Linked DNA regions of Homo sapiens: region 2 is linked to region 1. The links are chromatin loops, found by intact Hi-C in ENCODE. Cell type or tissue: natural killer cell. All regions are shown on one strand. Each heading gives the region's core, and the rest is flanking DNA. Links, peaks and the distances in the headings are about the cores only. Region 1 has its middle 7.1 kb from the start of C11orf97. Region 2 has its middle 72 kb from the start of VSTM5.

Region 1 (5,389 bases), core at 96-5,095:
CAGGCTAGAGTGCACTGGCATGATCTCAGCTCACTGCAACCTCTGCCTCCCAGGTTCCAGTGATTCTCATGCCTCAGCCTCCCAAGTAGTTGGGATTACAGGCGTGCGCTACCATGCCCAGCTAATTTTTTATGTTTTTAGTAGAGACTGGGTTTCACTATGTTGGCCAGGCTGGTCTCAAACTCCTGGCCTCAAGTAATCTGCTGGTCTCGACCTCCCAAAGTGCTGGGATTACAGACTTGAGCCACCATGCTTGGCCACTAAATCTATTAATTATATTCCCCTTCCATGTAAGATTCCATACTTATGTGCAAATTTCTTGTTATTGTGTGAAGAACACTTAACATGAGATCTGCCCTGTTAAAACTTTAGTTCATAGTATTTTTTTTATCTATAGGCACAACGCTTGTAGATCTCTAGAACTGCAGAGATTCTAGATTGTACAGCAGATCTCTAGAAATTATTCATCTCGTATAACTAAAACTTTATACTCATTGAATAACTACTTCCCGTTTACCCTTGCCCCAGATCCTGGCAGCCACCATTCTACTCTCTGTTTCTAGGAGCATGACTATTTTAGACACCTCATGTAAGAGAACTCATGCAATAAGGAGAGAATTGCATTTTATGGCACACGAACATAGATAAGCAAAAATCCTAGTAGTTGAAAATCATAAGAGCCAAAGCAATATTTAAAAAGAAAACACGGTGGCTCACACCATCCAACATTTTGGGAGGCCAAGGTGGGCAGATCACAAGATCAAGAGATCAAGACCATCCTGGCCAACATGGTGAAACCCTGTCTCTACTAAAAATACAAAAAAATTAGCTGGGCATGGTGGCACACCCCTGTAGTCCTAGCTACTCGGGAGGCTGAGGCAGGAGAATTGCTTTTGCTTGAAACCAGGAGGCGGAGGCTGCAGTGAGCCAAGATCGCGCCACTGCACTCCAGCCTAGGCAACAGAGTGAGACTCCGTGTCAAAAAAAAAAAAAGAAAGAAAACGTTAAAATCGGGATTTTTATAACCTAATTTTAAGACTAGCTATACTTGCAGTGAGCCGAGATCCCGCCACTGCACTCCAGCCTGGGCGACAGAGCGAGACTCCGTCTCAAAAAAAAAAAAAAAAAAAAAAAGACTAGCTATAAAACAACAGTATTGAGACAGTGTAGTATTGGTGGATGGACATGTGGATCCATAGAACAGAACAGAGTCTAGAAATAAATCCAGATATAGATAATTAATTTTTGACAAAGGTGCCAAGGAATTCAGTGGGACATTCTCTTAAACAAATGGTGCTGGAACAACTGAATATCTTCTTGGAAAAAACATGAACTCATTTATAGGCAGAAAGCAGTTCAGTGGTTTCTTGGTCACGGGGACAGAGGTTGGACTACAAAAGGGCAGGGAGAACCTTTTGGAGGTGATGGAAATATGCCGTAGCTTGATCGTGGTAATGATTTTGCAGGTGTACACAACTGTCAAAAGTCACTGGGTTTTAAAGAGTAATGCAGGGTTTTTGTACATAAGTTATATTTTTATGAAGTCGATTTTTAAAAATAGATATCCAGATATGACTAATTTTATTCTTTTATTATTTTCCATGGCAAGCATAAGATGACCTCATCCTCAAATTCTAGGGATATATCTTCAGGGGGGCCTGTTATTTAAAAAAATATGTTTCACCAATTCACTGGAATTTTAAAATTCCAAGTAACACAACCTTTATAATCAGAAGGACCAATTTCTCCATTAAATGACAGAATGGGAAACAAAATAATTGCTTTAAAATAATTAGTCCATTTGGCAGGATTCAAGAAATTTGAAAAGATGGTTAGTTACTATATAAGAAGGATTTGGTTGGCTTTTAATTTAAATCAGGACTGTTAGAACCTACAAGAGGATACCAAAGTGGTTTTAGCATCTACTTTTCCGAAGAAAAACGATAGCATTCAACATCCCATTGTTCATTCAGTTTTGCTATAAGACAAACTGAGATGATTTCTTGAGACCTGTTTTAGATCTATAGAATTAAACACAAGTAATATGAAGTAACTTATTTACTCTGGTAATATATTAAAACTTTTTATTTCTTTGATAAAGACTTCATTTTTTACACGAATGTGTAACTTTTTATAAGAAAACTTTAGTCTTGGGTTTTGTCTCCATCTAGTGGTCATGTTGGTCTTTTCCATTTACAGTCAGGCTTGGGTAAATGATGTATCGCCTATACTGACAGTGATCTCATAAGATTATAATGGAGCTAAAATTTCCTATCACCCAGTGATGTGGTAGCTGACATAATGTCATAGCACAACACATTACTCACATGTTCAAGGTGATGCTAAATGTAAACAAACCTACTGCACTGCCAGTCATGTTTACATACAACTACGTACAGTACACAACACTGGATAATGATAATAAACAACTATGTTACTGGTTTATGTATTTACTATAATATACTTCCTGTCATTATTTTAGGGTGTTCTTCTACTTATTAAAAAAAGTGAACTGTATAACAGTTTCAGGCAGGTCCTTCAGGGAGTATTCCAGAAGAAGGCATTATCATAGGAGATGACATAGGAATAACTCCATAATGTTATTGCCCCTGAACACCTCCCAGCAGGACAAGATGTGGAGGGGGAAGACAGTGATCGTGATGACCCTATTTTGGCCTTGACTAAGTATGTGTTTATGTCTTTGTTTTTAACAAAAAAGTTTAAAATTTAAAAATATATAAATAATGCATATTGAAAATACAAAAAAAGCTCATAGAATGAGGCTATAAAAATACTTTTGCATAGCTGTACAAGGTGTTTGCATTTTAAACTAAGTGTTATTACAAGATTTAAAATGTTTTTAAAAATTAAGTTTATAAAGTAAAAAAAGGACAGTAAGCTAAAGGTAATTTATTATTGAAGAAAGAAAAATATGTTTGCATAAATTTAGTGCAGCCTAAGTGAACAGTGTTGATAAAGTCTATAGTAGCGTTTGGTAATGTCTTAGGCCATCACATTTGCCCACCACTCACTCACTGACTCACTCAGAGCAACACCAAGTCCTTCAAGCTCCATTCATGAAGTACACACTCTACAGGTGTACCTTTTAAAGTCAACTATACCATATTTTTACCGTACCGTCTCTATGTTTAAATTTCTTAAGATACACAAATATTTCCCTTGTGTTACAATTGCCTACAGTATACAGTATAGTAACATGTTCTACAGGTTTGTAGCCTAGGAGCAATAGGCTATACCAAGTAGCCTAAGTGTGTAGTAGGCTGTGCCACCTAGCCACCTAGGTTTGTGTAAGTGCATTCTGATATTTGAACAACGATGAAATTGCCTAACAACACATTTCTCAAAACACACTCCCACCATTAAGCGACACATGACTGTAATTGAAATTTTAAAAGGATAACCCAACCATCCTGGATTTTTTTTCATTCTGTTTTTGTTGTTCATTTTCAGTTTTTTTTTTGGGTAAGGATTGAAAAACTTTTAAGTAGTATGCTTATTACCTGGGTGATGAAATAATTTGTACAGCAAACTCCTGCAACATGTAATTTTCCTATATAGCAAATGTACCCCTGAACCTAAAAAAAAGTTAAAAAGAGAAAAATGGAAACCACAGTGCATACCTAAAACAGTACCTTTTATACTTATTTGTGTCAGTAACTTCTTTCAAGAGAATATGCATTGGTATATAATTGAAGACACACATGTAACAATTGGAAACAAAAAAAATCAAAAGCCATTTAGAAAGAGAAAGAAGGAAATAAACCACCTAAGTCAATATAGTTATTAAAATTGATAAGATTATCTTTAAGGTTTTTGGTAATGAAGAAAAAAGAGGAAGACAGTAATTGCTTTTTTTGTTTTTTTTTTTTTGAGACAGGGTCTTGCTCTGTCATCAAGGCTAGAGTGCAGTGGTGCGATCATGACTCACTGCAGCCTTGAACTCCTGGACTCAACTGATCCTCCAGCCACTGCCTCCTGTGTAGCTAAGACTACAGTGCAAGCCACCACGCCGAGCTAATTTTTTAATTTTTCTTTTATTGAGAGAGTCTTGCTATGTTGACCAGGCTGGTTTTAAACTCCTGGCCTCAAGCGATCCTCCTGCCTTGGCCTCCAAAAGTGCTGGGATTATAGGTGTGAGCCACGGTGCCAGCCTTTTTTTATGTTTGTTTTGTGCATATTTTTTAATTTGATCAAATAAACCACATTTTTATGAGTAAAAATATTTTTAGACATTTTTTTCTAAATAAAATATTCTTAATTTTTGTATAATTTTATAGAACTATAGCATACACAAAGTAAAATTCAGAAATCTTGGTGAGTTCTTCAAAGTGAATAGGGTTATGTAACTATCACCCAGCTCAAGATCTAGAACATAATCAGCACCTCCAACAGCTACTTTGTGCTTCCACTCAGTGTTCCCTCAAAGGTAACTATAATCTAACTTTTATTTCCATCATTTAGTTTTGCCTACATAAATGTAATAACTTATTGTGTATATTTTTGCATTTGGTTTATTTCACTCAACATTACATCTATGAGATTTCTCCATTTCTGCATGTAGCAGGGTTTTGTTCTTTTTATTGATGTATTCCGTTATATGAATATGTAATAATTTATATATACATGATATTGTTAACTTTTGGGGGGATTTTGCATTGTTTCCACTTTGGGGATTTTATGAATAACGCTGCCATAAACATTCTAGTACATGGTTTTGGTGTACATACTATACATTTCAGTGCATATCTAGTAAAGCCTGCTGAGCCACAGGATATACTTATATTCCACTTTAGTAAAAACTGCCAAAACAGTTCTCCAAAGTAGTTCTACCAGTTTACACTCTTAGCAGCAGAAGTGAACGTTCCGATTGCTCCACACGCCCATGGCTCTTGTTACTGCCAGGTTTGTTGATTTTCATTTCATTTTTTTTTAATAGCCTTCCTAGTGGGCATGTAGTAATAGCTCATTGTAGTTTTAATTTGCATATTCCTGGTGACTAATGATGTGAAGCAATGTTTTTATGTGTGATGACTGACCACTTGGATCTTCTCTTTCATGAAGTGCTTCATCTTTCTCCATTTTCTTTCTGGGATGTGTGCACGTTTCCTATTTTTAGAAGTTCTTTATATATTCTGGATCCTAGTTATTTTTTGGATATATGCTCTCTCGGTCTGTGGCTTGCCTTTTCACACTCTTACTGGTGATTTTAATGAAGAGAATATCTTAATTTTATTTATTTATTTACTTTATAGAGACAGGGTCTTGTGCTGTTGCCCAGGCTGGAGTGCACTGGTGTGATCGTAGCTCAGTGCAGCCTCAAATTCTGCGGCTCAAGCAATTCTCCTGCCTCAGCCTCCCAAGTAGCTAG
Region 2 (5,389 bases), core at 309-5,308, 580 kb before region 1:
CCTAATGAGTGTTTGCAAAGGTTCTTTGAAATCCCTGAGATAAAAGGCTATGCTCTATTTCTTAAGGAGTTTTACTAGTTCTCATTGATCTGTTTGTCTACTATTGGAGATGGAGGGCAATTAAATAATTTGTGCACATCAGACATGTAATACGCCTCTTTGTATCCTCACTGCCTAATTCAGTGTTCCCTCTGTATAATGGAGCTCTTTAAATGTCTGTTTTCATTAATGGAGGTGAGGAGGGCTCTGATCTGGTTTTCTTTATTGGCTCTGATGTTCTTCATTCAGACAATCCCTTCTTCTAACTACTGGATATGTAATTATGAGGTGCCATGCATGTTTACATGGGGAGTGGTGGGAGGATGGAGGGTGGTGAAATGGAGAGGAATGAAGCACTCTTCTTTTACTTCTTTTGCATGTCAGTCAGAGTGTAGAAGGGTCAATGCGTAGGAGCTCCTAGCATTAAGGATATGAGTGTATGTGTTTGTGAAAGTGTAATGAATACCAAATGTAGAGCAACAACAAAATGTCCAACTCTAAGAAAATCAGAATTTATTGCTACAGTGAAAGTTGTCCGGGAGGGCCAGTGAATTTTAGCTAGGCGTTTGGGCCAGAGTTTTATTCTCAAGAAACCAGGTCTGGGAATGGTTACTGCACCTCTGAGGCAATGCCTAGAGGCTTGTATGTGTCTCTCAGAAGTCATGGTGCTTGCTCACCCAAGATTTGCCTCAGGTTAGACCAATTATAATTTTTTTTTTCTGTTTCCACTGGCCGAGAAATGTCATTGTTGATAGAAAAACCCCTGTATGTTCCAGGCCATCATTTCTGGCAGTTCTTGGGTTTTCTTGGTGAAAGAGTCATGAACATGGTGAATCTCTCCATTATCCTTAGTTTGCCCATTGAGTTGCCAGACTGCCCCAGCATTTCCTCCTTGGAGCATTTCAGATAAGGGGCTATCTGTGTTCCCTCAGGTGAGGAGGCTAAGATGGTTTGATGTAATGATGTGGGGCTGCAGGTGATCTGTCTGCCTGCTTGGGGAAGAGTATGAAATAGTTTCTGAATTTTTCCCAGATCTATAGCACTAGCCATTCTGATAAGCTAATTCATACAAAGGTCAGCCTCGTGTGATGGGTAGAGCTTTGGATTTTGAATCGGAAGATTTGGGTTTGAGTGCTTGCTTGTATGTGATTACATACAAAACTGTGCATCGACTGACAACCTCTCTGAATCTTGCCTTTTTTGCTTAGTGACATAAGTACATTGATATCTCACTATTTCTACATGAGTTGTTTTGGGGATCAGTTGGATAATGAATGTGAATGGTAGGGGGCCATATGGAGGAAGGGATTTATAAAAAGTGCTGGGATATAGTTACAGGTCTAACCAACATGCCAGGTAATGTCTGCATTTTAATTAAGCTTTCTAAAGACCATACTCTTCCTTTATTGTCATGCTCAGATGAAACTCCATTTCAGGTCACTCTCAAGTAACATAGCTAAGAACTCAGGGCCTAAAATAACATGTGGCATAGAATAAGCAATCGAACATTGGTTGACTGGATGACAGAATGATTGGGTGTGTAATGGAATGTGATTAAGTATACACCTACTGGATATTGTGGGGAGGATTTATTTACTGGGCATAAAAAGGGTACCTATAGATACAGAATTTGGATGCCATAAAGAATAAACAAAGGAAGCTCTAGGTTGCTCAGTAGAGAGTTTTTTAAAATGCTGCATTGCTTATTACAGATTATAAATTCAGTATTGTCTCTAGTAATTTCAAAATAATTGAGTGTGTCAATTATTAAACTCTTGGTTGCCAGCTTCAATGATTAAACTCTTGGTTCCCAGCTTTCTTTCTTTTTTTTTTTTTTCTTTTTTTTTTTTTTTTGAGACAGTCTCGCTCTGTTGCCCAGGCTGGAGTGCAGTGGCGCAATCTCGGCTCACTGCAACCTCCGCCTCCTGGGTTCAAGCGATTCTCATGCCTCAGCCTCCCGAGTAGCTGGGACTACAGGCGTGTGCCACCACGCCCGGCTAATTTTTTTGTATTTTTAGTAGAGACGGAGTTTCACTGTGTTAGCCAGGATGGTCTCGATTTCCTGACCTCGTGATCCACCCGCCTCAGCCTCTCAAAATGCTGGGTTCTCAGCTTTCTATACTTGGGCTTTGGGGCTGGGACGCTGCAAATCACCTTTCTCCTTTACCAACTGCTCACTCGTTGACTCTGCCAGTAGAGGGTGCTAGAGGAAGGCTGGAGGAAGAGAAAGAAACATGACTCTTCTCATTGGCTTATTGTGCCTCTCAGATACCCCAGCAATGCTTCTTCACCTTGGCAGGGCCAGTTTGTTTCAGTGGCATCAGCTGAATCCAGTTAGTGGTTTCCCCAACAATTGCAGAATCAGCCTCACAGCAATGTTGCTCTCTGCCTAACCTGGGCCACCAGCTCCAGTGGCCAGTGCCTCTTTCTCAGAGGTGCCCTTCCTCAGAAGGGTCCTAGGCCCCACAAAATTTCTCCTCTAAGTGTCTAGGTTTCAATAATTCCAGCCTCTTCCCTTTGTTTCCCCAGTCCTAGGGATGGGAACTACATCCTGCACTTGCTACCTTTGTGATAAATTTCAGTGTTCTCCTTTTGCTGTTTCAGTTCCTCCAAATCTACTAACCATTCTTTATATGAAATTCTCTCTGTTAAAATAGCTAGCATGGAGACTTATGATTTCTGGTTTGGCACGTTAGAATCCTAGAAGTCACACTCCATCCTAACAAGTAAAAAGCTGAGCAAACTAAAAAAAAATTAACTCTTCTTAGATCCACAAGAGAAGTGAGGTCACTGGGAAAATTGTGCTTCCCAAACTGGAGACAGACAGGCAAATACACAGAATCACAACTTATAGGAGCAGAAACCCACTAGCAGAAACCTCTGTGGAACCACTGCCAATGTAGGAAAACTTGAATCATAATTGACCAATTGCTGGAGGCTTAGTGTGGACAAGCCTGATAGATAAAAACTCCAGGGACCAAGTTAGCAGGGTCCCCCATGCTTTTTTGAGTTTTGCTTCTTGGAGCTCTATCAGGTTCTCTCAGTGAATATGGGAGAAAAATCCCCTTTGGCTTCCAGCAGGGAGAGGAAAAAAAAGAATCATTTGAAATATACCAGAGCCTTCCATTCTTCTTAACAAGGTCTGCCTTCAGGAGAAACTATTTAATCAGGTAAAATATTTACCTGTTGTTTTTGTTGTTGTTGTTGTTATTTTTTTTGTTTTGTTTTGTTTTCCAGCGCCTTACTGACCTGGGGGAAGGGAAACATCCAACTCTAACTGCTTCTGGCCTTCCACGTGGGAGAAGGGAAATACCCACCTCCAGTTCACTCTAGCCATCCTGTTCCACATAAAGGGGAGAGAGGAATGCAGAGACGTGTGAAGTTCATAGTCCAGAGGCACAGGCTCACTAAATGACTGAACCTAGTCACAGGACTATAGCATGCTTCCCTTTCCCCCACACGATACTACCACCTTGCTAATGGCCTATTTACAGTAGTTCCTTTTACTCAGAACATCATGTCTGCCTACCAGGAAAAAGTTACAAGGCAAATAACACAGTTTGAAGAGACAGAGCAAGCATCAAAACCAGACTCAGATATGGCAGAGATGTCAGAATTATCAGACCAGAATTTAAAAACTATGGTTAATATGCTAAAAGCTCTAATGGATAAAGTAGACACCATGCAAGAACAGATGGGCAATGTAAGCAAGGAGATGGAAATTTCAAGCAGAACCAAAGAGAAATGCTAGAGATGAAAAACATTATAACAGAAATGAAGAATGTTTTTGATAGGCTTATTAGTATACTGTACACAACTAAGGAAAGAATCTCTGAGCTTGAAGATCAAAGAGATCTAAAACGAAAATCAAACTAAAACTAAAAATCAAAGAGAAAAAAGACAAAAAAAATCCCCAGTATATCCAATACCTGTGGGAAAATTACAAAAGGTGTGACATACATGTAATAAAAATACCAGAAGGAAAATAGAGAAAGGAATAGAAATATTTGGAATGATGATGATTGAGAATTATTCCAAAATTAATGCCAGACACCAAACTACAGATCTAGGAAGCTTAGAGAACATAGAGCAGAATAAGTGCAAAACAAAACGAAAACAAAAACCTCAAACAATTAAAAAACAACAACAACAACAAAAACCCCAAAACAATGCCTAGGCATATCATATTCAAACTACAAAAAATCAAAGATAAAGAATCCTGAAAGAAACCAGAGGCAAAAAAAAAAACTTACCTATAAAGGAACAAAGATTAGAATTACATACAACTTCTCAGAAACCAAGCAAGCAAGAAGAGAGTAAAGTGAAATATTTAAAGTTTTGAGCACGAACTCCCCGCCAACCTAGAATTCTGGACTCTGTAAAATTATACTTCAAAAGTGAAGGAGAAATAAATAATGTTTCAGACAAAAAAATTGAGGGCATTTGTTTCTAGTAGACTTGCCTTATAAGAAATGTTAAAGGAGTTCATTAGAGGGAAGGAAAACGATATGGGTAAAAAACTCAGATATACATAAAGAAAGGAGTCACATCAGAGAAAAAAACTATTTAAAGTAAAATCTTTTATTTTTCTTATTCTTAGCGGTTCTAACAGATAATAGCTCATTCAAAGTAATAATATCAACAATATATTCAATTATAAATACCTGCTTATCTTTCTTTTTTTTGAGACAGAGTCTCCCTCTGTCTCCCAGGCTGGAGTGCAGTGGTGCAATCTCAGCTTGCTACAACCTGTGCCTTCCAGGCTCAAGTGATTCTCGTGCCTCAGCCTCCCGAGTAGCTGAGATTACAGGCATGCACCACCACACCCAGCTAATTTTTGTATTTTTTGGTAAAAATGAGGTTTCACCATGTTGGCCAGGCTGGTCTTGAATTCCTGGCTTCAAGTGATCTACCCGCCTTGGCCTCCCAAAGTGCTGGGATTACAGGAATGAGCCAGTGTGCCCGGCCCCTATCTCTCATCTATAAAGAGAGTAGATTCTTATGAAGGTTTATGTATAAATGAAATGAATGACAGCAATAATACTAAGCACAGGAGGAAGGAATTAGGATTACTTTGTTATTATAAGATATTCACATTACCCGTGAAGTAGTATTGTGTTATTTGAAAGTGGGACTTGTATTAGTTGAAATGTATATTGTAAATTTAGGGCCACCACTAAAAAAAAAGTATAACTGATATACTAGGAAAGGACATAAAATGGAATAATAAAATACCCAACTAAAACTACTGAAGGTTTGGACAAAAAGTTGTGGTTAAAAAAAATAAAAACAAAAACCACGGAAGGCAGAAAAAGCATGAAAGGAAAAAATAAGAACAAGAAACAAGGGC

Evidence for each region. Peaks named below come from ENCODE experiments on the same cell type or tissue, not always from the same donor. Only the 100,000 strongest peaks of a DNase experiment are listed, where the experiment ranks them.
Region 2: it touches region 1 in a loop (5-fold over the local background); 17 of 110 quality-filtered maps call a loop at or near these places.

What each region holds. Positions count from the first base shown.
Region 1 is chr11:94,502,716-94,508,104 of GRCh38, forward strand. It overlaps a transcript of MRE11 not described here. Among named protein-coding and RNA genes, the nearest start is that of C11orf97, 7.1 kb to the right of the region's middle. In natural killer cell, for the core only: CTCF peaks have their summits at 2,171 (motif pointing left) and 2,370; a DNase peak (open chromatin) is centred at 2,186.
Region 2 is chr11:93,919,649-93,925,037 of GRCh38, forward strand. It overlaps the pseudogene LOC101060084. Among named protein-coding and RNA genes, the nearest start is that of VSTM5, 72 kb to the left of the region's middle. In natural killer cell, for the core only: no CTCF peak of the experiment used is centred there; a DNase peak (open chromatin) is centred at 2,243.